3 separate regions of the Mus musculus genome follow, and regions 1 and 2 are each linked to region 3. Evidence: chromatin loops called from intact Hi-C (ENCODE). Cell type or tissue: heart. All regions are shown on one strand.

Region 1 (8,000 bases), 130 kb before region 3:
CTTCAGGTAGCCAGTTATCCAAGGACCTATCAAAGTCTATGGCCACATCTCCCTGAATGTTCCCTACTTCATCTAAAACCTTGGTACTGCATCACACACTTGGTACTCCAAGTCCAGATAGTGTATAGGTTCCATTTATGAAATCAAGGAACATTGTCAGCCTTTTTAAAAACTTATGTAAATGACCGCCCCACCATAAGATATATAGAAAAAGGCCAGCAGCTGGTATTGATAACAGGGTAATTCTTTGCTGCCTGTTTAAACCGTTACAGGATAACAATGGAGGGCAGGATGGTATGAAGGACCCTGGCGCTAACCTGACTCAAATTAAGATCTACTAGTATGTGACCTTAGGCAGACCACTTAATTTCTGTGCATTTCACATCAGTGACAGGAGACACTAGTAGCAAGTGCTCCAAAGACGCCATCCACATTCAGGCTCTGGCAGCTTTAGCTCCTGTGCATGAGTTTGCCCTGTCTTATTTGAGTAGCTCCAGCTCAGGGTTTTTGTTGAACTGAATACAACTAGAATTCTGCATGCTCTGATACCTGCCACAACCTGTCTTGCCCACATCTTCTTTTCCTGAGCTAACAGAACACCCCCAAAGCTGAAACATCTCCCAGTGCTTAGATAATTCCATGTCCTGAGCCAGACACAGCAGCAGAATAGGGCCAATGCCTCCCCAGTCTCTTAACATCGCTGTAGGAATCTTCAGACATTAGGCGTCACCAAGCAAACACACAACCAGAGTCCTTCCAGACTAGAAAGTGTGTTAATGGTCACAAAGGGATCAATCACCTTCCCCAAATCCAAACCTCAGAAAGGTCCAGGTGGTGTTTTGGGTGTTGAGGGTCCCAGGTGTCACACAGTACCTGTAAGTGATTCTCACTTCTGTCCCAGGTTCATCTCTCTCCCAGATCAAAGCTATGGTCTCAGGAGACTTCTGCACATGCTGATCCAGGCAGTTGACTATGCAAAGAAAAGTTAACAAATGTTATTCCAGATGCTGTAGAGGGGAATGGAATAGGATTTGATTTGCTGTGGCTTGCTGTTCCTGCAGAGCAGGATCTCTCTCTCAGGAAGGAGTAACTGCCACAACTGCAGAGAACAGGGACAATCACTACAAACACGACCTGCCTACAAGGTGACCTTCCACGCAGACTCTGAGGTCATCCCACCATTCCAGTGGTCTCCACACTGGATCCATGTGGCATCACCACCTTAAGCTGGGCATGCCTTTCAAGAAAGTTCTCCCCTCCCCCTCTGCTACCCAAGCTCGGCTCACATGACTTGCTGGGAAAAGCACAAGGTCAATGGGCTTGTTTACCATAAACCTGAAGACAAGTGGGCTCAGTTCTGTTGACATCCTGTTCACTGATCACTTGATTTTAAAGGTGAGTTTAACTCGGGTCAGTTCATGCAGTGCCCACTTCTACCCAAGCATATTCCCACCAGTGGCCTCAAGGTATTTGGAGGAAATCTGAGATGGACTCAGATCAACAGATCACTGGGGCTGAAGTTACCCAGACAAGACAAACCTTTTCACAGAAGCAAAGAGCAACTTGGGACGAACAGTAACAGCCAGAGTCTGGATGTGAGCAGCATCCTGAGGGACCCACTCCCAGTATTTCTCATCCTTGGTGTGAAGTGCAGAGATTGAGCAGCCTGCCGAAGGTCACACACTAACAGATTTGACTCGTACTAGCTCCAGGTCCCTCACATGGCCCTCCACTCTCCCTGAAATGGTCCAAACAGGCGGTCAAGAACTGCTCTGTGCAGCAGATGGAAGAAAGCTGAGCCCAATCTGTGGCAAAGGGGAGAGGAGCTATGAAGAGGTGTGATCCACAGACAGAAGAATCTTAGAACTGTGCAGAACGGGGAAGTGTGCAAGCAGCTGAGAATAGGCAGATGCTACAGAGACTGGAAAAACAAGGCTGTTGGGGGAAGAAACTAGCAAGCTAGCTTCACAAATGTCAGCTGAATGCGCTGCCAGGCTGAATCTAGTTTACTGGTGTGGCGATTGTGTGTGTGTATGTGTGTGTGTGTGTGTGTGTGTGTGTGTGTGTGTGTGTGTACACAAATGCCCAAACACCAAGAGTTTTCATCCTAAAATCATGGCTTCAGAGCTTGTTAACAGTCAACAAAGAAGTCAGCCCTTGGCACAGGGCTGTGTCCCCAGCTGCCTGGTGGTGGAGGTGACTCTGAACTGGTCATGACAAGTTAGGAAAGGTCACCAGGGAATCAGTGCTAAGGAAAAATCATGAAGGAGAATCAGGATAGAACTGGTTAAGAGCAGGAAGTATGAGCTGTTCTGGACAGCTGGGAGCCCACCAGCCCCTGGCAGAGACTATGCATTTTAAGGAAACAGTCCTGCTGCAGCCTGTCTTGGAACCACACACTGGCAGACTCTTGTGTGTTTACAGGTACATCACTGTATATGACGCTTCCAGATTTTGTGGGGATTCCATTTCTTTCTCTTCCTGGTGGGGGTGTGGGGGTAATAAAGGTACTTGATAGCCCAGTATGACACCTGGCCATACCTTATTGGTTGGCAGCCTGCAGCTACCTAAAAAAAAAAAATCCTCAGGTCTGGCTCCAGGCCAGCCACCCACTAACTACAGTGCCCTTGTCATTTACTTCAAGTCTCAGCTTTTTAATCCACAGGGTGGCATAGCAACCCTTGACTCTGGGTGAGTATAAGAATTAGCCACCCACAAGTGTGTCATGAGATTGGACCTGAGGATGTCACAATGTCCCCAAGGAACATGCCAACAGAATAATCCATTCCTTAGAACCATCTCAGTATGGGTCCTGACAGAACCATGAACCTAAAATTCCAAGTTCATAATGGTTTTTTTGTTTGGTTGTTTGGTTGGTTGGTTGGTTGGTTTTTTAGCAAATACTACAATTCCTCCCACTGCTTCAGTTACAGGGAAGAAAAGAAGGGGTGGCAAAGAAAAAAGGAAAGAGGCAGGGAGGAGAAATAGGAGAGTGAGAGACAAAAAGGAGAGAGGAAGGGAAGGGATGGGGGAGAAGGAAAAGGGAAGTGAGGAAAGAGGCAAGAGGGAAAAAGGAAGACAGGGAAGGTTGGGGAGAGGAAGGAAGACATGGAGGATACTCTGCCTGCCTATACAAAACCTCTACATGTAAAAGAAAAAGCAACTCAATCCAAAGAATGGGCCGTGAGACAAGAACTTTCCACCTTCCAGCATTTTCAAGAGGAATTGGGCCGGGGCCCAGCACAACTGAAGGCAGAGCTCAAACCCCACCTCCTACTTTAAGCCTTCTAAGTCCCCTGTACACAGTGAGCCTCTGTCCTCCCACTTCTCAGTTGGCCTACTCCATGTAACACTTCCTTACTGTGCCCAGAGTCCTTTCTCCTGGGGACTGGTGGAGAGCCACAGACCTTCTTCACCTGCCATGTGGGTACCTTGAGCACATCACCCCAGTACAGATGCACTTTTTCACTCTGTCAAAGCAAAATTAACAGGAGACCATTGTTTTGGTCTAAGCTCTAGCACAGGCCAGACTAAAAATCAAAACGGAATTGTTCATGCTAAAGTTCATATCGCCAAGCTGAAACACGGCTGTTCATCGGACCTTTGGAGAAATCAAGATCAGAGGCACAAAAGTTGAAACCAAACTTTCAGTGTGCCTTGTGATGAAGTTCTCCCGCCTATGTGCTTATTCGGAAAAGGAGACACACAGCCTTGGTGAGTTAGCTGTCCATTGTTTTCACATGGTCCTGTCTTCCTGTTCCTACCTTTCAAGGGATGTGGCTGAAACAGCCAATTCGTTTTCTGATCTCTACTGTGAGTTCTCAGCCCTTCTCTGGCTACAAAAGGCAGCTTTCGATACTTGATATCTTTTATGAGACTAAGTGTTGTCCAACTGACCGTGTCAGAGCACATCATAGTAGTTCTTCCAACAGCAGATTTATCATCTATCTCTTTGTGTCGCTCGGGTGCTATGACAGTGGGCATCTTCCACTGTTTCTGAGGTTGGGCCTTTGTGTCTCCATCTATACAACAGGACCATTCCATGTTTGCATCATTAAGAGTGAGATATGGCCCTTAAAAACAGGGTATCTGCTCAGCCATGGGGCTCCTTCTCGGTAACTGTAGCACACAGCAGCCCAGCCCAGATCCTAACACAGTCTTATGAGCAGTTCCATTAATGCTTGTTAGTGGATCAGAGATTTAGTTTTATTAACAACACACACACACACACAAATTACAAGTGTTATTACTTCTATTACAAAGATGTGGCACACAATAATGTAGGAATTTTCAAACTCCCACCCCCAACCTTATAGCACAAGGAACGGAATGTAGAGTTTCCTACAGGCTAACTAACTGTACAACTACGAAACCACACCCCTGCTCCAAAAAGCTCTGATTGGTTGTTTAAATACACACACACCCACACCCAGCTCAGATGTAAGTGAATCCAGCACACAAAGCTTCAAGCGTCATGAAAAGGAACTGGGATTAATAAGTACACGAGGATTCACAATGGCTTTCTTTAAATAGCGAATTTCCCTGGCACATTGTGAGAACTTTCCTTCCAAAAGCTATATTTGCCAACTTTCCAGAAGCAGCTGCTATTTAAAGCAAGTCACGCTTCTGACGACGGAGAAGAATTCAGATTCTTCCAGAAGCTCTGCCTCATGAAACTGGAGCTGCGTTTTCATTTGGAGTTCCTTAAAAGGTTCGACCAGCTTTATCTGCCATCATCTCAGCCATCGAGGAAAGCATCAGCAACGTGACTTCTGTTTGTGCGGTGTTCCTAAAGTATCTAGAGGCCTTAGTGGCATTCAGTGGCAGAGTACCAGCCTAGCCTCTGTGAGACTCTGGGCTCCATTCCCAAAAGAAAAAACAAAAAAACAGAAAAACAAAAAACAACCAAACAAAAACACCCAAGAAGACTCTCAATGGATAGTTAAAGTTAAAATTAGTTTATTCCAGCCAGGCATAGTGGCAATATGCCTTTAATCCCAGTACTAGGAGGTGAAGGCAGAGGCAGATGAATCTCTTTGCATTCCAGAACAGCTTGATCTACAAAGTAGATCTGAGACTTACTGCTAAACAAGCTCACGCTTTCTAGCTCTTTCTGAACTCTAGCTGGCTGGTCAACTCAGCTGTTCTAGCTCAAACTTGTCTCCAAGATGACCGATTCAATCTGGCTTCTCTTAGTTTCTAACTGAATTGCTCTCTTTGGCCTCATACTGACTTTAGCAAGTTGTTTGACTCTTCTGGCTCCTCCTCATTCTCTGGCTTGTTCTGTCTTCACCTATGTCTAGCTTGTTATCTCTCTGCAACCTGTCCCTGTACAAGTGTCCTGGTAAAACTGCCTCCCTCCCTCTCCACCCTCTCTCTCTCTGCACTGCTCTCTTAAGTAGCTTCCCCTTCTTCTCTCTTCTCATGAGAATTGGACAGATCCTATCATGTCAAATTTTTCTCCAGTTGGTCACTTTGTCTGCCACTCAATTAAATGTCACTTTCAAACATAGGTGCTTCCTTCTACAAACTAACTTTACCTTCATTGTTTGGGATTAAGAGTGTATATTCCAGCCAGAGGGATTAAAGGTGTGTGCTAAAGGCTAGGCCACACCCGGACTAGAAACAGGTATTTTTCAGTAAATAACACAATCTCAGGGTTCACAGTGTGATCAAATATCCTGCAACAGGGTCTGTTTCAGATGGGCACAATACTCAGCAGCCTCCTGAAGGACAAACCAAGGTCACTGCTTCCCCAAATGCTTCATTAATAATTAACAGCGATGAGTGGTTAGGGCTGCACTGTGCTAAGAACAGTGTCAAGAGCTTTAATCTCACCTAATCCTAGCAAGAGCCCCGGCTGCGTGTGCTGAGAACATCATCTGATGGGGCAACAACGGCAACCAAGTACCCTCCCCACCCCAGACAGCCTGCTCAGCAGGAGCCTTCATTCCTACCTGAGTCTCTTGACCCTCAGGACACAGAACCTTCCATGAACCTAGCCATTATACCATGAGATGCTTTGTGTGGTTTGCAGGACATGTTTCAGTTGAGCCCAGCCTGAAATTTCACTTATCACAACTGTACAATCCATTCTCAGGAACCTTGATGAAATAACAGAGGATGGCTATTTTTACAAACAGTTATTTAGCTCATGCATCTAGAAGTTCAAAGGCTTGTGTCTGGTAATGCTGTCTTTGATGAGTGTGCCCTAAAATGAGGCAGAGCATCACGTGGAATGAGACATCCATTATCTCTTCTGGCCACTCCCTCTTATAAAACACCAAGATCAGAACCTTTTATCTCAGCCCGGATAACCTCTCCCAATCCTAGCTACCTCCCTCATAATAGCTGACAAGGGGACTTTACTGAGGAGCTTAGGGGATGAACCATATTCTAAGCATAGCACCCACCACTCAGGCCTCAAACCAGGAGGTGAGATATCAGGGAAGGGGAGAGAGTAGACCCCCGTGGGCCCTGAGAGTCCTGACCTAAGACCTCAGGATAATAAAAGGGTCATTATCCAGCAGTACAGCTAAATTAGAGTATGGAACAATGGTAACTACAATAATATTCCAGGACACACTGCTCTCTTTAGGTCAAATATAAGGAAACATGTGAAATGCAATGAAGTAAGAATTAAGACCTCAGTGTAGCCCAAAAGACCCAGCTGAAACCACCAAACTGTGCTGTGTGTGCTGTGCCAAGCACCTGCAGGGCCTGTCAATCACAGCTGGAAGACACCCAGCCACGGGGTTTCTAAACCTAAGAGTCTAGAGTGGGCCCCCGAATTTGCATCTCTAAAAGCTTCCTGGTCCAGCAGCATTGGTCTGGACCTTTGAAAAGCATTAGCCTGAAGATCACTGGAAGGATAATAGTGCCACTCAAATTTTTGGAACAAGTTGTCATTATCACACATAAACAGATCAGGCCTAAACAGCCCAATGACTTAACAACTCTCTAAGTGGCTCCCAGAGCAGCTGCAGTCGGTCTGTTCCCTGTTCACACTGTAACCCCTGGAGGTTGCAGAAACGGGCAAAGGGCAAAGATGCTGCTGACAGATAGGAAGCCAGACATTTGGAGAAGCTGCTTTCTTGCATGTCAGTTTGGCGAAGTTCAAACTCTGTCTGGCTCACACAGCTCTAATAGTAGAAGAATAGAGGCCAGAGAATTCCTAGAAGACCACACCCAAGCCTCACCATAAGGCTGATACCACTTCTTATCAGCTACAAGCTTGGTCGTCCCAGCGGCCTTGACCTCTTAAGGGAGGAGAGGTTTCCAAAGAAGCCGCACACTTTCTGCCCCCTTCCTTCTGCAAACTGCTATACTCACTTGAAGGACACTTTCTGCAAACGCAAGAACTTCTTAACCCAAGTTGAAGAATTTGCTGACTCAAGTCTAAAGGCAACACTTATCTAGTAAAAGACTCATTTAGATTAAACTTGTCAAGTGATATAATATACGGGGGAAAAATGACTTGTCCAAAGTTTCTTTAAAGTTTTGTGCTTTAAAAAAAGAACAGGGGGCTGGCAAGATGGCTCAGTGGTTAAGAGCGCTGACTGCTCTTTCGAAGTTCCCGAGTTCAAATCCCAGCAACCACATGGTGGCTCACAACCATCCGTAATGAAATCTGATGCCCTCTTCTGGAGTATCTGAAGACAGCTACAGTGTACTTACATATAATAAATAAATAAATAAATAAATAAATAAATAAATAAATAAATAAAAACAGACCCTATAATTTCTGAATATATTAAATCAGAACTGCTACAGCTTATTGATCACCAGTAAGCCTGGACAGGTTACTGTATCCCCACCCCCAGCACTGCGGTACAGACAGCATAAGAGGTGAGTATTGCTTTCTCATTTTACAAATGGGGCGATTGAGACGCACCAAAGCTGAAGAGGTAGTGAAACTGCAGACACCAGATTCCACCTCTAACTTTGGTCCTTAAACAAAGCATCACCTGCCACCTCGTCTTAAAGACCTTCAGTTCGTC
Region 2 (8,000 bases), 110 kb before region 3:
TCACCACATCTGGCTACAGTCTCAGCAATTTTGGGCCTCCCAACCTCTCAGCCAAGACCCAAGGAGGAAGATTTATAGGGCAGGTGTGACTTGAAGACAGATCACAGGCAAGGATGAGCCAGAAAACACCTGCTGAGTTTCTGGACAGTCAGCGAGTGATTAAACATGACCCAGCCCTGAAGACCTCAGCTGGGAATCCCAAGAGGACATGTGTTTGCTGATCAGGAGCGAAACAGAGTGTCAACAATTACAGCCCCCAAGGAATTGTAAAACTGACCAACACTGCCACCAGGTGGCAGAAGTCTACCCTTGCCTTCAAAGCTATTTCTGTCCTGTGTAGGCAACTCTGCCTGTAATCTGCCCCTGGATAAATCAACTGGAACATAAGACATTTCTTAAAGGATGCCACCATGGAAAGAAGTCCAGAACTACCTCAATACTGCATACCCTGAGGACGGTCTCTTAAAATAATTCGTGAACACAGGATGACCAGCAGAGACAGTTTGATAGTTCTCACCTCAATGATTCTGACTCTGGATAAGCAGATGAGAGATCTATCTTTTTAATGTTCAAGACACACAGTTAATTTGGTCAATTGGGTATATAAAATTGAGTTAGTTAGTAAGATTTCATTTGATGAATGAATAATTATATTTACTTTTAAAATATGATAAATTAAGGCACATGCACTCCAAGATTAAAAAGAAACTAGAGGGAAAGCCCCCAGCAGGTGGCAGATAAGTACAGTGGAAAGAAAGAAAATGTGTAGCCCAAGATTCATACAGAGGGGGCTGGAGAGGTGGCTCAGAAGTTAAGAGCACTGCCTGGTCTTCCAGAGGACCTGAGTTCAATTTCCAGCAACCACATGGTGGCTCACCGTCATCTATACTTGGATCTGATGCCCTCTTCTGGGATGCAGGTGTACATACAGGTAGCACACTCATATAAATAAAATAAATGAATAAGGAAAGAAAGAAAGAAAGAAAGAAAGAAAGAAAGAAAGAGAGAGAGAGAGAAAGAGAGAGAGAGAGGGGAGGGAGGGAGGGAGGGAGGAAGGAAGGAAGGAAGGAAGGAAGGAAGGAAGGAAGGAAGGAAGGGAGAAAGAAAGAAAGAAAGAAAGAAAGAAAGAAAGAAAGAAAGAAAGAGAAAGAAAGAGAGAAAGAAAGAGAGAAAGAAAGAAAGATGAGAGCAGAAGTTGCCAGGACCCAGATGAGCAGCAGAACACTCAGGGAAACCTTCAGATTTTGGCTGAAAGTCACGGAGAAGAAGCACACCAGAGGCCTTTCCTAGATGAAGGCATGATGCGACTGCCCTGCTCCAGATGGTGGCAGAAACATGTTTGCAGGTGAAAGTGAATGTATAACTCTTAGAAAACTAAAAACAGTACAGAACTTCTAAGCCAATCAGTGAAAGGATTGGAGCAAAAGTTTGCAAGCAGGAACAGCAAGCAAACAACAAACTAAGCAGGGCCAACTGTTCAGGATGCTGAGACCAAAGGATCACTTAAGCCTGGGAGCTGAAGCCCAGCCTAGGCTTCACAGCAACACTCAAAAATCAAACGAACAAGAAAACCTAAGAGTGGCCATGTATGGTGTCTCACACCTTTAATCCTTACATGTGAGGGGCAGAAACAGAAGCAGACAGATCTCTGTGTTTGAGGTCAGCCTGATCTACATATCAAGTTCCAAGCCAGCCAGAGACACACAATAACTGCAACAATAGCAACAATAACAGCAATAACAACAACAGCAACAAAAGAGTAGGTGTAATGGGGAAAGAACAAATAAGGATAATAAGGTAGAGATGAAAAAATAGGCTTAAGGAACATACCCTACCTCTATCCTAGCAGTAACTATGAGCTAAATAAATTTCCCCCATCAAAGAAGAATATATAGCAGAGTCAAAAAGATCGAAACTTTGTAAAAGAGGACACAAGACACAGAATGTGGGACACACACACACACATACATTTAGAGATCCCAGGAAAGAGAACACAGAGAGGTTGAGTTAAAAGCTGCAGCATTTCTGTTATCAATGAAAGACTTCAAAAATCATGGACACACACAGAGTCCAAGCAGGCTAAATACATTCTACACCATCACTTACAACATCCTAGGCAAATTATCTAACAGTGTTGTTGTTATAAAACTGGAGAAGACAGACTTCCAACCCAGGAATGGGAATTGGTCATCAACCTTAGAAACATAGATGTATCTTATATATAGGACAGTTTCACCTCTACAGAGTACCTATGAGACATACTTTCAGTGTCTCACCAGTGGGTGAATATAAACAAGTGTTAGTGACAGGAAATGTCTGTTATGGCCATGGGGCTAAGAAAAACAAGATACAGACAAAATCCTGGGCAACAGGAGCACAAAAGGTGACAGGTCAGAGGCAACTTCCTAGAATCCTTTCACTATTTGAGGAGTTCTAATCTACATTTAATAGTTATGTGAGACCAGCCACATGTAATACAGAATGTATAACTTCTAATCTAGCAGAGGGGGAAATGGAGGAAACTGAATGATGGAAAGAGGAAAACATAGATGTTAACTAAGAAACTAAGCATGGCAGGAAACGCAAAGCGTGCACACACAGAGACACATAGACAGACACACACACAGACAGACACACATATACACACAGAGAGACACAGACAGACATACAGACACACACACACAGACACACACACATATGCACACAGAGAGACACAGACAGACACACAAACATATACACACAGACATACACAGAGACACACAGATAGACACACACATATATGCACACAGAGACACACACACATATACACAGAGACACAGACACATAAACATATACACACAGAGACACAGAGACAGACACACATATACACACAGAGATACAGAAACAGACACACATATACACACAGAGATACAGACACACACACATATACAGACAGAGACAGACACACACATATACAGAGACACAGAGACAGACACACACAGAGACACACACACATATACACAAAGAGACAGACACACACAGTGACACATACACACAGACACACACAGAGACACACATACATATACCCACAGAGACACATATAGAAACACACACACACACACACACATAAACAGACACACACATGCTGATAAAAGTAAATGACTAAGTTGACGCTGTAGTAACAATAGGTCCACTGCACAACACAGTAACTATGGATAACAACCAACATCTGTTGAAATGACCACTGTTGGATACTTTTCTTGTTTCTGTGATCAATGCCTGTAAAAAACGAGCAAACAAAAAATCTTAAAGAAAGAAGGGTTTGGTTTTGGCTCATAGTTTGAGGGCAAGGTCCATCATGCTGGGGAAGGCTTGACAGCCAGAGTGTGAAGCAACACGTCACATTTTGTCTGCAGTCTGGAAGCAGAGAGAGGTCAATGCTAACAAGAAGCTCACTTCTTTTTCCAACAAAGAATAGAGGGTCTTTGTTGGAAGGGAATGAAAGAGAAATCCTGAAATGTCAATGTGAGACCGAATAAAATCAAGATGGGCCACACTTGGAAACTAAAACATTTCAAAGCCTGTTCAGAGATCAGGGAACAGAGAGGAAAAACAAGACTGGTGGTGTTGAGGGCAACTGGGAGGGCTGGGTAGAAAAAGGACAGAAAATTTCTCTAATGCAAATAGTTATCTATGGCTTTGCAATGGACAGAGTGGATGCATGTTTGCAGTACCTGCCAGTAGGTGGCGCCATTGTGCCATTTGTGATAAACCGGGTCCTAAAGCTTTTTTCCCCCAGGGTGAACTTGTAAACTTGAGGACCAGTAAACGCCATAGAAATTTGAGAATATCTGTTTCTTCAGCCAAGGCAGTGGTCCTTGAGAGGAGCTGCCCTCCATACCAGATTTTACCTGCCTGTTTGTCAGAAGTGTGGTTCTTGTTTTGTCAACAAAATAACAAAGGTGGGAACTAAAGTTTGAAAACTGGAAGGCTCACGAACTCTAGCCTAAATCAGCGTTTCAAGACCAGCTTTCATGAGTGAGAGAGAAACCCATGAAGACTTTCGATGCTTTTGGTTTGCATGAGATTTCAGTTACCCAAGGACTAGAACTCAGTACCGTCACTTAATTTTGTTTAGAAATTAGTGAAAGCTTCAGCTAGATTAGAGACGTTCCCCTCATCTCCTGCTCTTTATTCATGGCCTGCCTTCTTTCTCGTTCTTTCTCTGTACTATTTTGTTCCCTGTCTGTAGATTGATCCCCTCAACCATAAATCAGAAATATTTCTAAAGCCCATAGGTAAGTGAACATGAATTCATTCCCCTTATCATTTCCTAGATGACACACCCTTCAGCCATCTACCTGGCATTTACACCGTGTTAGGTGTGATAAGTCATCTCGAAGGGACTGAGCTGTGTGGGAGGGTGTGTGCCAGGTCTATGAAGACAACTGTGTTGGATCAGTTACTTTCTGTTACTGTGAGAAGCCACCCATTGAGCTCCCAACCCTCCTCCCTCGACCTCCTGGCTGTCAGAAATATAGCTGTGCACCACCACACCTGGTTTCATATGAAGTTTCTAGGAGCCTGATGTTTCATTTACTGAGTGCCTTTCTTCTGTGGATACCTTTGTGTGGTGTGAGTTCCTGTCTATGCACTTACATGTGTGGGAGTGCACCTGTAAGGGAGGTTCCCATGGACATATGTATGTATGTAGTGTGTGTGTATGTAGTGTGTGTGTATGTAGTGTGTGTGTGTGTATGTGTAGGCACAGACTTAAAATTAATGTTAGGCATCTTCCTCTATTGTTCCCCACTTATTTATTGAGGCAGGGCCTCTCACTGAAGCTACCGATCACCAATTATGGCTGCTCTAACTAGCCAGCTTGCCCTGGTGGTCCCTCACTTCTGCCTCCTGGGTTGGATTACAGGCAGACCACCATGCCTGTCTAGCATTTCCATGGATTCTGGGGATCCAAACCTCAGACCTCATGCTTGCACAGCAAACATTTTATCCATTAAGCGGTCTCCTCAGCTCCTTCCTCTTCAGTGTTTTCAATATCTATCAATATAACCTTCTTGTACAGTCTGAGATGCTAATAAATGTGTAAGCAGTTTCCTTCATAACATCAAAATACCTTAGCATTGCCAGGTTATGTGTAATATTAAAAAAATACCTTTGTGTGCTTGGTGTAGACCGGCATACAAAGAGCATGTCTGGCCTTCTGTTGGGTTGTAAACACTGAGAATTATTTGCACATTTCACACTTCCATTTATGGCGCTAAATAGAGCTGGGAGGTGGGTGTATCGACTTTGGGGGTTCTAGAATTAGGATGATGTTAGCGTTAGAAATCTTCTTACCTTTTTTCTGTGTACCAGAGCAATGTCTGTACCATTAAAATGCTTTGTTGAACTTTTAAGAATTCAGGTGTGGCTTAACCATCGATCCACAGCCATATTGTAGTACAATGCTCTATGGATTCCTTGCTTAATGATCTTTAATATTTTGTGCTTTTGCTGATTTAGTGCTAGTGGTATGCATTACCTAAGGGGAAAAAAGTGCCATTTGTAGATTTTTTTCCCTAATAAAAGCGTATGGGTTTGAATTTTGTTATTATTTTATTTTGTTCTAGTATGGGGGTATTTGGTCTGCTTATAAGTCTGTACCCTTCACACATTCCCAGGTCCCACAAAAGCAGAAAGAGGGCATTGTATCACCCACAGTGGAGTTACAGGTAGTTGTGAGCTTTCATGTGAGTGCTGAGAGCTGAACCCAGGTCCCCTGAAAGAGCAGTGAGTCCTCTAAACCACCAGCTCCCCAGCCCAAGTTCTGAAGAGTTTTAAAACAAATTAATGAACATACTGGTTATTTTAGTTGTGAATAGTGATTTTTATTTTATTTGTTTTTTTTTTTTTTTTAAAAAACAAGATCTCATGGCCAGGCCTTTGATCGCAGCACTTAAGAAGCAAAGGCCAAGCAGAGGCCAGCCTGGTACACAGTGAGTTCTAAGACAACCGGAGCTCTATAGTGAGGTCCTGTCTTGGGAGGAAAAAAAAATCTCACTCTGTAGCAAAGGCTAACCTGGAACTTGAGGTCCTCTGGCCCAGCCTCCCAAATACCAGCACACTGAGCTATAGTGCTTTTCTTACATATTTAACACAGTTTTAGCTGCGGGATCACAGTGGCACAAAACTGTGGTCCAGCTACTGTGGAGGTTGGGGCAGAGGGATCGCTGGTTGGGTAACATAGCAAAAGTCAAGGGAAAAAAAGAAAAATATATATACATATATATATATACACACACACAAATATATAGCTTTCCTCTTTTCTCACACCATTTTCCCATTACTTATTAATTTACTTTACATCCTGATCGAGAGCTTCTCTCCCCCCCCCCAGTTCCTCCCTTTCCTCTCCCCTCCCCACCCCCAGCCCCTTCCCCTTCTTCTCAGAAGAGGGGACACCTCACATGGATATCAGCCAGGCTTGGCACGCTGAGCTGCAGTGAGCTGAGGTGCAGTTAGGGGAGGGGGAATCCAAAGGACGGCAATGAGGTCAGAGACGGCCCCTGCTCCTGCTTTAGGAGTCCCACGTGAAGACCCAGCTGCACATCTGTTACATATGCCCCACACCATTTTTGTTATCTCTGTTTTCCTTAGAATGTTTCAGAGACTTTTGCCCATTGTTCACATGTTTATTTCGAACCAGTTGTCGAATATTATTTATTTTATTTTCAGTGTACTTTAAACATCTTTATTTCCTCTTATCTCTTTCCCCCTCTAAGGGCTTCTCACCTAGCAACATTTCACCATCATCTCACAGGGTTAATACTTCATTGATATAGAGTGTAACACTATGGAACTAACATAGGACAAACCTAGACTAAAGGAAGAGACTGCCCGTTTTCTTATCTAAAGAGACTAGGGTGAAGGTGGGGACAGCCTAACTTGATGGGTTCCTGAGATAATCTGCAGAGGAAGCTGCCCAAAACAGACAACCCTTCTTCAGCCTCTGAACTCCAAAAGCCAGGGCTACTGCCACACAGTACATGACACAGACCCTGTGCTAAGTTCTGCGGGCTGAAAGACAGCTTGCTCGGCATGTTTCCAGACTAAAACGGGGCATAAGGGGAGAGCCTACTGAGGGGCCAGGAAGTAGCTTTGAGCCAGACACACGACACATTTATTTTTAAATAACAAATAAATGGCAAAAGAAATACAGGGAAGACAACATTCATGAATCCAAGTTACTAAAGTGCTTTCAAACATAAATTCAAAAAGACCAAGAAGTTGGGTCTGACCTTCAGACAGTCTCCAGATATTTAACAATTGCTTAAACATGGCTCCAGGTGACTTCAGAGAAGGAGGGGCTTGTGGCTTTCTTTGTTGTTTATACCTCGAATATTCAAGGCCCATCAAGTGACTGAGAACACAAAATTATCACCTATCACAAAGACAGAGATGTCCTAGACCCAGCTCAAGGAATGGTAATATAGCAGTCATTCATTCATTCATTCATTCACTCCTCTGAAGCCTAGAGATGGTATAACAATTATATTCACACTTGTAACCCAGCACTAGAGAGACTGAGGCAGGAGATCATGAAAATGAAGCGAGCCTGGGCTGCACAGCAAGAACCCATTTCAACCAAAACCAAACCAAATATTCTAACTTAGAGTGAGGAGGTCAGACCAGCCCTCTTTAATGACTGAACCACATCTTAAATAATGCTAGGGAGTAATAATCTCTCTCTCTCTCTCTCTCTCTCTCTCTCTCTCTGGGATGCTCTTGAACATCTGATCTCTTGTCTCCGCCCCCTGAGTGCTGGGATTGCAGGTGCGTGCTACTGTATCTGGTTTGAGTGGTGCCGGGTATTGAATCCAGGCCTTCTTGTGTACTATTAACTAAGCGACGTCATACCCCATCCCTAAAATTTTCTTTGAACTTCAAACCTTCCATGTTCAGATTCCACTAAGGAAAAACAAGATTTTAGACCAAACTGACTGGCTTGAGAGGTGGTATGA
Region 3 (8,000 bases):
AAGAGGCAAATGAAGGCAAGTCACTGACCTCACTATGTGGGGAAAGCGTCTCCACAACAAGGGAAGGCAGTTCTTCTGGGGCCAAGGGAGTTTACAGGAGGCAGCACTGTATATCGATGACCAGAGGGTCTCATCCCAGAGCTCCCTGGGAAAGAGTGCCAAGCGGCAGCTTTGAAAGCTGCTCCCCACATATGGTGAAGGGTTATGTGTCTCTGTCAGAGAGGCTGATCTCTAGCTATAGGGTATTCCTTCAAAAACTATATATATTCATGTATGAATGTATGTCTGTATAATTTTATGATAGCTTGGTGTCTGGTTATGTAGGAGTCAATTGGATTAAAGTTTTACTTAGGTAGGTTGAGTCCTGCCTTGTTAAAAAAAAAAAAAAAAAAAAAAAACCACCCACCCTTTATCTGGAAAACAAACATTTGCCAAAACTGCCTGAAGGGAAGGTTGTCACAGAGGACTAAGGTCATGCTGAACCTCCTCTTACAGTTTGCTAAGAGAAAAGTTCTTTTACAGTCCAAGACTACTGTTATTTGCAATTCCTGTATGCCTTTTTATTGCTACCTGCCTGATACATATTATTGAAATTATAATGTATTCTTATATAAAACCATTTGTTTCTGCAATTTATGTTGCTGTAAACACTCCTAACTAAACTCCCTTAATGATTAAGGGATTCAGAGACCACTCTGAGATGGTCCCCTAGGCAGGCAGTGTTGCCTCCTGACCTATAAACGGTAAGAAATTTGGGCTGGCCTAAACCCTTTCAGAACCTCAGCTTGCTTCCCTGCTCACCAATGAAATGTTTCTCCTTCTTCTCCTTGTGCATGGCTGACTTCTTTCTGGATGGAATTTTTCTTTAACAACCAGAAAGGTTGTGATTGATAGTAGCCTCTGCCCATCCTTGGAGAGAATGCTGTATACTTAATTTGCAGCAGATTTTTTGTGTTTGTCACTGCAGCCTAGACTGGCGATTTGTATTTTGAGGAGTTCCATGCAGTTTGTTCTCCAGAGCTGAAGTGGTGTCATGGAGGCACAAACATTGATATGACTTATGAATTTTTAGTTTTTGCACAAACAACGTTTTTTTCTTGCGTGTGTTTTCAGAACCACCTGTCAGCTTGGCGACGAGTCCCAGCAGGTATTGGGGGCTGTCTGTCAAGCGTGTGCACACTTCTCTGAACGTTTAACAGAGCTCAGCTACACCTGAGCACCCAATGCAGTCCTAAAAAGGGCATCTGGTGATTCTGTGCAGAGCCAGTCCCTGCAGCCCCGGAAACTCCAGGAAGTCCCTGAATGGCAAGAGTTTGCCTTCCAGTGTGGCAGGCGCAGCCACTGGTTCGGTTTCTACTTTTGCCTCATAAAAGTGGTAAATCTTAGGTATGGGGAAGCTGCAGTCCGGTTTTTCCAGCCCCAGACACACCAGTAAAGGAATAAACCATTTCCCCTCGAGCGTCCACGTTCTCTTCCCGGCTGAAACAGCCTGATTGACGGGCTCTTTCTCCGAGGCTCCGCCTCCAGATCAGCCCACGCCCATCCACAGGGCCCGGCCCTCTCGCAAAGCGCAGGCGCAATCCGTATGAGCCGGCCTCCGCTGCAGTCCTTGGCGCCAGAGACACCGCAGCATCCCAGCGCTAGAGTCTTCTCTGCTCGCTCCAGGGCCGTACCCTGTCCTCTGCCTCTTCTGGCGCCATGGCGAAGCCGTTGACGGACAGTGAGAGGCAGAAGCAGATCAGCGTGCGTGGCATCGCGGGGCTGGGCGACGTGGCCGAGGTGCGGAAGAGCTTCAACAGACACCTGCATTTCACGCTGGTCAAGGACCGCAATGTGGCCACGCCCCGCGACTACTTCTTCGCTCTGGCACACACAGTTCGCGACCACCTAGTGGGCCGCTGGATCCGCACGCAGCAGCATTACTATGAGCGGGACCCCAAGGTGAGCAGCCCGCCCTCCCTGGGAGGGAGACCGAGCCCAGGGCAGGGCGGGTCCCGCCCCCCCCCCCCTCCCAAGTATCGCCCACGGGCCTGGTCCCTGTTGCACCACGGTCACCTGCGACCAATGAAGAGACAGTAGAGTTATGCATCCTCCTTCGAAGGACCGGTGCATACCCTCTCTTTCGGGTTTCGTTTTAATTGAGACCCATCCCCCTGCTCCCCGGCCCGCAGTCCCCAGTCCCTAAGTATGGCTTTGAGTGGCCCCTTGTCTTCCACCGCAGTCAGTCCCCCACCGGTACGTTGTCTGGAATCTGGCTGTATGGAGCCAGGCCTCTGCCCACGGCGGAGTTGCGCATCCCAGAGAAGTGCTCTAGGGGTCTGCTCTTGCCGGCGGATTTTCCGGCTGTTTTCCAGCTGTGGACTTCCGAGATGGCTTCAGAGTTCATGCTTCCTCTACTCCCCCACTCCCCTCCCCCTTTTGTTTTTCTGCAGCCCCGAGCGAAGAAGATGGGGGACTGGAACTAGATCCGGTAGTTTTATGAGTCGGAAAGGGGTGAGATCAGTAATCTGCAGGGAATTGCCCCGCCCCGTGCTCCCCACCCTACCCCCTACTCCGAGACTGATGAGAAGAAAATCACTTGTAATGCCTGCCTGAAACAGGAGAGGGTCCGAAACTCAAAGATGGAATCCTCGTGGGGAAGGCTGCCTTTGAGGTTTCCACCTTGACAAAACTTGTTAGCAAGTTGCTTTAGAAGTTGTAGCATTTTTTCTGTTTTGCAAACCTTTATTCTTAGTAGGAAAACAAAATACACTGAACGGAGCCTTTGACAGTTCTCACCACCCCAACCCCCAAAACTTCTCAGCTCTGTCTGCTGGACTGCTAACTCTGTGCAATTAAGCTGGCTTCAAACCCACGGAAACCCACCAGCCTCTGCCTCCAGAGTGCTGGGATTATTAAGGCGTGTGCCAGCTCCACCAGGTCCCCCAGTCCTCCTTATTCTGTTCCGTTTATGTTTCCAGGTAATTGCTGTTCCTAAATACACAGGTATGCATATTTGTATGCTGCACAATTTTGTGGCTTTTATTTCATCCGAAACCATTTGTGGCTTCACTCATAAACAGGGCTCTGGGTCAGTAATACATACTGGTGCTTTTAAGCTTATGCAGGTATCATATTTTTACACATCCCCTGTTGCAAGAATTTCTCTCTCTCTCTCTCTCTCTCTCTCTCTCTCTCTCTCTCTCTCTCTCTCTGCATTTGGTATGGAGAATTCTGCCTATCTTGTATTAAGACAGAGTGAAAACTAGCAAGGAAAAAACTCTTGCCTATCTGGGGCCAGTTAGTGATGATCTGATTTGCCATAGAAATCTGGGCACCCAGCTGGGCGGTGGTGGCGCACGCCTTTAATCCCCACACTTGGGAGGCAGAGACAGGCAGATTTCTGAGTTCAAGACCAGCCTGGTCTACAGAGTGAGTTCCAGGACAGCCAGGGCTATACAGAGGAACCCTGTCTTGAAAAACAAACAAACAAACAAAAAAAGCCAAAAAAACCAAACCAAACAAACATACAAAAAAGAAATCTGGGCACCCAACAGCTGTCTTAGTGACAGAGCTTTTTAGAGTAATTTTTTTATAGGGCATTAAAGTATATTTGATAATTGCTAAGAGTAAAAATTAATTGCTTTCCAAACTCATTCTGGGGCTTTTTCCCTTCCTGAAATAAAGATGCTGAGGACAGGCTGTTAGAATGCTAGTTGGGCTTCTTCATAGTTAGTATGCAAGGCAGCTTCTAAAGAAGTGGCCCCAAATGGCTAAAACAGGTTATTGCAACAAGGGCTTGGGATCACTGCCAGGGAAACTGGCCAGGAGCAGCGGCTCCCCCAGAATGCCTTGTTAGTAGAAGAGCTGTGTTGCTCAGATTCACTGGTGTTGTTCAAATAGTGGATGACAAGGGATCCAGCTTTGCCTGCAGTTCAAGGTCATTTCTCAGGAGTTGGAGGACACTGTAGGACTCCTGTTGTGGTGAGTCCAGAGATTAAGGAAATGACTCTCTGGGCAGCAATCTACCCAACAGGTACGATGGTGTGTTCCTGTAGACTCAGCTGCCCCAGAGTTTGAGGTACCCTTGGCACAATCCCCTGTCTCATTTAGGAGACAGGAGAGATAGCCCAGCATAGCCCAGCTTTGGGTGTTTGATACCCTGGTTTTCAGTGTTTGTCTGAGTAACTGATGCTGACAGTCAGCCAGTTCACCTCTCTGCACCATGTGAAGAATGTACTTCCAACAAACCACGTCAGAGCCATCCCAGGCTCTGGCAGTGAGTGCCTGGGGGATGTGACCCTGCTTGGCTCAGGCTGGAAGCAGGATGGCCTGTTTGATACAGCAGTGCTTTTATTAGTTCTCCTTTTACAGATATGCAACTTCACACGCATGCTGAGGGGAAGGTTAGAAAACAGTGATGAGCTATCAGGGCCATGTTAACTGTAGTTTCACAGATTACATTGGAAGCGTGGCTCAGTTTGTTTTCTGCATCCTTTCTCTGCACTGGCAAAAACATTTGGGGCTTTTTTCTAACTTATTTCTTATTATATGTAAAACGTGTGTGTGTGTGTGTGTGTGTGTGTGTGTGTGTGTACACGTATGTATGAGGCAGGTGCATATCCTACCAAAATCTGTGTTCAGGCCAGAGGAGAACTTTGAGAATTCAGTTCTTTGCATGTGCAGAAGGCATGTGGTCCTGGGCATGCTAATGGCTTGGGTTGATGGCTGTAGCTTCAGCTGCTGAGTCACCTTGGCAGCTCTTAGTTTTTTGTTTTTTTGTTTTGTTTGTTTTTTTTTTTTTCGAGACAGGGTTTCTCTGTATAGCCCTGGCTGTCCTGAAACTCACTTTGTAGACCAGGCTGGCCTCGAACTCAGAAATCCACCTGCCTCTGCCTCCCGAGTGCTGGGATTAAAGGCTTGCGCCACCACGCCTGGCAAGCTCTTGGTTTTTAAAGCCTTCCATGTGTTCAGTCTTAGGAGTGCACAGCCCCTCAGACTTTCTCAGACCCTCCCGTGGCTGTTGATTTGTCTTTTACTCCATGGCGTTGTGCTTTTGTTCTTTCTTTTTTTAAAAATTTATTTATTATTTTACATTAGTACACTGTAGCTGTCTTCAGATGCACTAGAAGAGGGTGTCAGATATCATTATGGGTGGTTGTGAGCCACCATGTGGTTGCTGGGATTTGAACTCAGGACCTTTGGAAGAGCAGTCAGTGCTCTTATCCACTGAGCCATCTCGCCAGCCCCGCTTTTGTTCTTTCTTAATTGTGTTGTTTGTTATGTGTACTGGTGTTTTGCCTCCACTTACTTCTGTACAGCAGTTTCAAGCCTGGTATCCACGGAGGCCACGAAAGGGTGATGGACTCTCCTGGGGCCTGAGCTACAGACAGTTGTGACCTGCCACGTGGGTGCTTGGGATTGAACCCAGGTCCTCTGGAAGAGCAACCGCTGCTTTAACTACTGATTCATGGCTCCAGCCCTAGCATCGTGGTTGTTAGAAACAGTAATTACACTCATAGTATAGATTCTCATAATTTCTTACGAGATCTACAAGTTCGTCCTGAAACAGCAGAGTCTTGGAGAGCACTCAGTTTAGGAACCAGAAGTCCTGTGCAGCAAAGGACCTAAGTCTAACCCCCCCAACCCCCCCTTTTTTGTTTTGTTTTGTTTGTTTGGTTTTTTGTTTGTTTTGTTTTGTTTTTTTGAGAGGTCTAACCCCTTTTACAAGGGGTTTTTGCTTTACTTAGTGGTACTGGAGATCAGACCTAAGGCCTGAAGCATTCTGAGTATACCTATCACTGAGCAGTGTGAACACTTTTAGCCCTAAACTCCTTTCCATCCTGATTTTTCCCATTTTCCAACTTTGTGATATGCTACTGTGTGTTTAGATTGACACCCACTCACCCCACCCCCTTTTAGTTGGGATCTCTTCATGTAGCCCCGGATGGTCTTGAGTGCTACCCACACCAGCTAGCTGGGTATAGTTTTTAGCCTTCCTTAGCCTCATGTTTTTTCATCTTTAAAACAAAGAGAGTTGAGCTATGGAGTCTATTTTTGAAGCTTCTGTCATTCTAACATGGTCAGGTTTTATGTTTGCTTGTAAAATGTCCCCATTTAATGTTGACATTCCCTTTATGCAGAAATGCTGGGAGCCAGAAGAGTCCAAGGCCATCTTTGGTTACATAGCAATTTTGAGATCAGCATGAACCATACAAGAGACCCTGTCTCAAAATCCAATATCTCACTAGGTGTGGTGGCACATGTTTTTGAGGCATAGGCAGGCTTGTTTCTGAGTTCAAGGCCTGGTCTTCATAGTGAGTTCTAGGCTATCCAGGGCTATACAGTAAAACCCTGTCTTGGAGGAAGAGGGAGACAGGGAAGAGAAAAAAGTGGAGGAGAAAGAAGAAGAAGAGGAAGAGGACGAGGAGGATAAAACAAAAAATAAGAAGGAGGAGGAGGAGAGAGAGGAGGAGGAGGAAGAGAAGGAGGAGGTGGAGGAGGAGGAGGAGAAGAAGAAGAAGAGGAAGAGGAAGAGGAAGAGGAAGAAGAAGAAGAAGAAGAAGAAGAAGACGACGACAACCAAAAATCAAACTCTATCCAGAGAGATTTGAGCAAGATGTAACATGAGAGTCACAAGCTAAAATAAGCATAGCCAAGACATGGGTAGAAAAAGACTTAGGATCTATAGCAAGCAAGGAGAGTATGGAAGTTATTTCCAAAGCCGTGTCTTCTCAGAACAGAGCAGGCATTGAAAAGTTAGTCACAAGGCCTGTGATATACTGGGACTGGCTTCCTCCTCAGCATGCTCACTTAAGCAGTGGACTTGTGAGTATACTCATTTCAAGGTCAGGGATCACACATTTCAAATATTAAAGTGTGAGACCTTGTCTCAAAAAAGAAAAAGATTAAAGGGCAGGCGGATTTCTGAGTTCGAGGCCAGCCTGGTCTACAGAGTGAGTTCTAGGACAGCCAGGGCTACACAGAGAAACCCTGTCTCGAAAAACTAAAAAAAAAGAAAAAAAGAAAGAAAAGAAAAACTAGTTGAATAACCTGTGGACCTTGTGGTTTGGGAGGCTTCATGGTATCGGTAGGTTGAGGAAAAACAGCTCTTCTAAGAAGATAAACACAGTGAATTTGCATGGTCTTGCAGCGAGTCTGGACCAGCTGCTGAGAAGGTAATCCAGCAACCTGGGTAGTCTCTGAGCACTGTATCTGGGGCTTTGTTAGACTTCATAAGCAGTGGGAGCTAATGCTAAAATCTTCTTGACATTACTAGTCGTCTGATATGTTTCTACTTGTGTGTATGAAGGTGATCTTTCTCTCTAGCAGGCTTCCCCAACAGCAGATAACGCAGGTCTTTGGCCCCAGACTGGTGGTAGGCTCAGTGTTGACCAGAAGAAGACGCCTGTCAGTGAGTGCGCACCTTTGGCCTCTGCTCTTACAGGCTCTGAAGGTTAATTTTATGTGTAAACTTGGCTGGGACACAGTGCCCAGACATTAACATTGTTTTGATTTACAGGAAGATGGTTTTGGGGGTCAGATGGACACTTCAATCCATAGATTTGATTCTACATTTTATTTGCTTTAAGGCACACCTCCCTGTGTAGCTCAGTTGGCTTTGAACTTGTGATCTTCCCACCTCTGCCTCCTGACTGGGATTATCGGCATATACCACTCCATTTAGCTTTAACTTAATTAAACATGTAATTGCTACTGTCTTGGTCTATGTTGTATTGCTGTAAAGAGGCACCATGACCACAGTAACTCTTATAAAAGAAAGTATTTCATTGGGGCTGGCTTGCATACAATTCAGAGGTGTAGTGCACTGTCATCATGGCAGGAAGCATGGCAGCATGCAGGCAGACATGGTGCTGGAGAATTAGCTTGAGAGTTCTACATCCGGATCAGCAGGCTATAAGACAGAGGAGACCCAGGACCTGGCTTGAGCATTTGAAACCCCAAAGCCCACTGGCATTGATATATCTTCCCCTCCCCCCACACGGGGCCACACCTCCTAA

The links. Peaks named below come from ENCODE experiments on the same cell type or tissue, not always from the same donor. Only the 100,000 strongest peaks of a DNase experiment are listed, where the experiment ranks them.
Region 1: a loop joins it to region 3, with 2.7 times the contacts of the local background. A loop is called at or near these places in 9 of 42 quality-filtered maps.
Region 2: it touches region 3 in a loop (2.8-fold over the local background); 10 of 42 quality-filtered maps call a loop at or near these places.

What each region holds. Positions count from the first base shown.
Region 1 is chr2:150,658,963-150,666,962 of GRCm38, forward strand. It overlaps Acss1 (acyl-CoA synthetase short-chain family member 1), which reads right to left. Exons shown (of 14, transcript NM_080575.2): 2 at 874-970. Among named protein-coding and RNA genes, the nearest start is that of E130215H24Rik, 4.5 kb to the right of the region's middle. In heart, no CTCF peak of the experiment used is centred here; DNase peaks (open chromatin) are centred at 4,509 and 7,079; H3K4me3 peaks cover 171 bases; H3K27ac peaks cover 2,255 bases; H3K27me3 peaks cover 49 bases.
Region 2 is chr2:150,674,857-150,682,856 of GRCm38, forward strand. It overlaps Vsx1 (visual system homeobox 1), which reads right to left. Exons shown (of 5, transcript NM_054068.2): 5 at 5,846-8,000. Among named protein-coding and RNA genes, the nearest start is that of Vsx1, 10 kb to the right of the region's middle. In heart, CTCF peaks have their summits at 305 (motif pointing right) and 3,717 (motif pointing right); a DNase peak (open chromatin) is centred at 245.
Region 3 is chr2:150,785,170-150,793,169 of GRCm38, forward strand. It overlaps Pygb (brain glycogen phosphorylase), which reads left to right and starts at 1,627. Exons shown (of 20, transcript NM_153781.1): 1 at 1,627-1,941. The coding sequence starts at 1,699. Gm30141 (a long non-coding RNA gene) reads right to left here and starts at 1,583. Exons shown (of 3, transcript XR_375102.4): 1 at 802-1,583. In heart, a CTCF peak has its summit at 3,753; DNase peaks (open chromatin) are centred at 1,572, 2,332, 3,802 and 4,152; H3K4me3 peaks cover 3,702 bases; H3K27ac peaks cover 3,835 bases.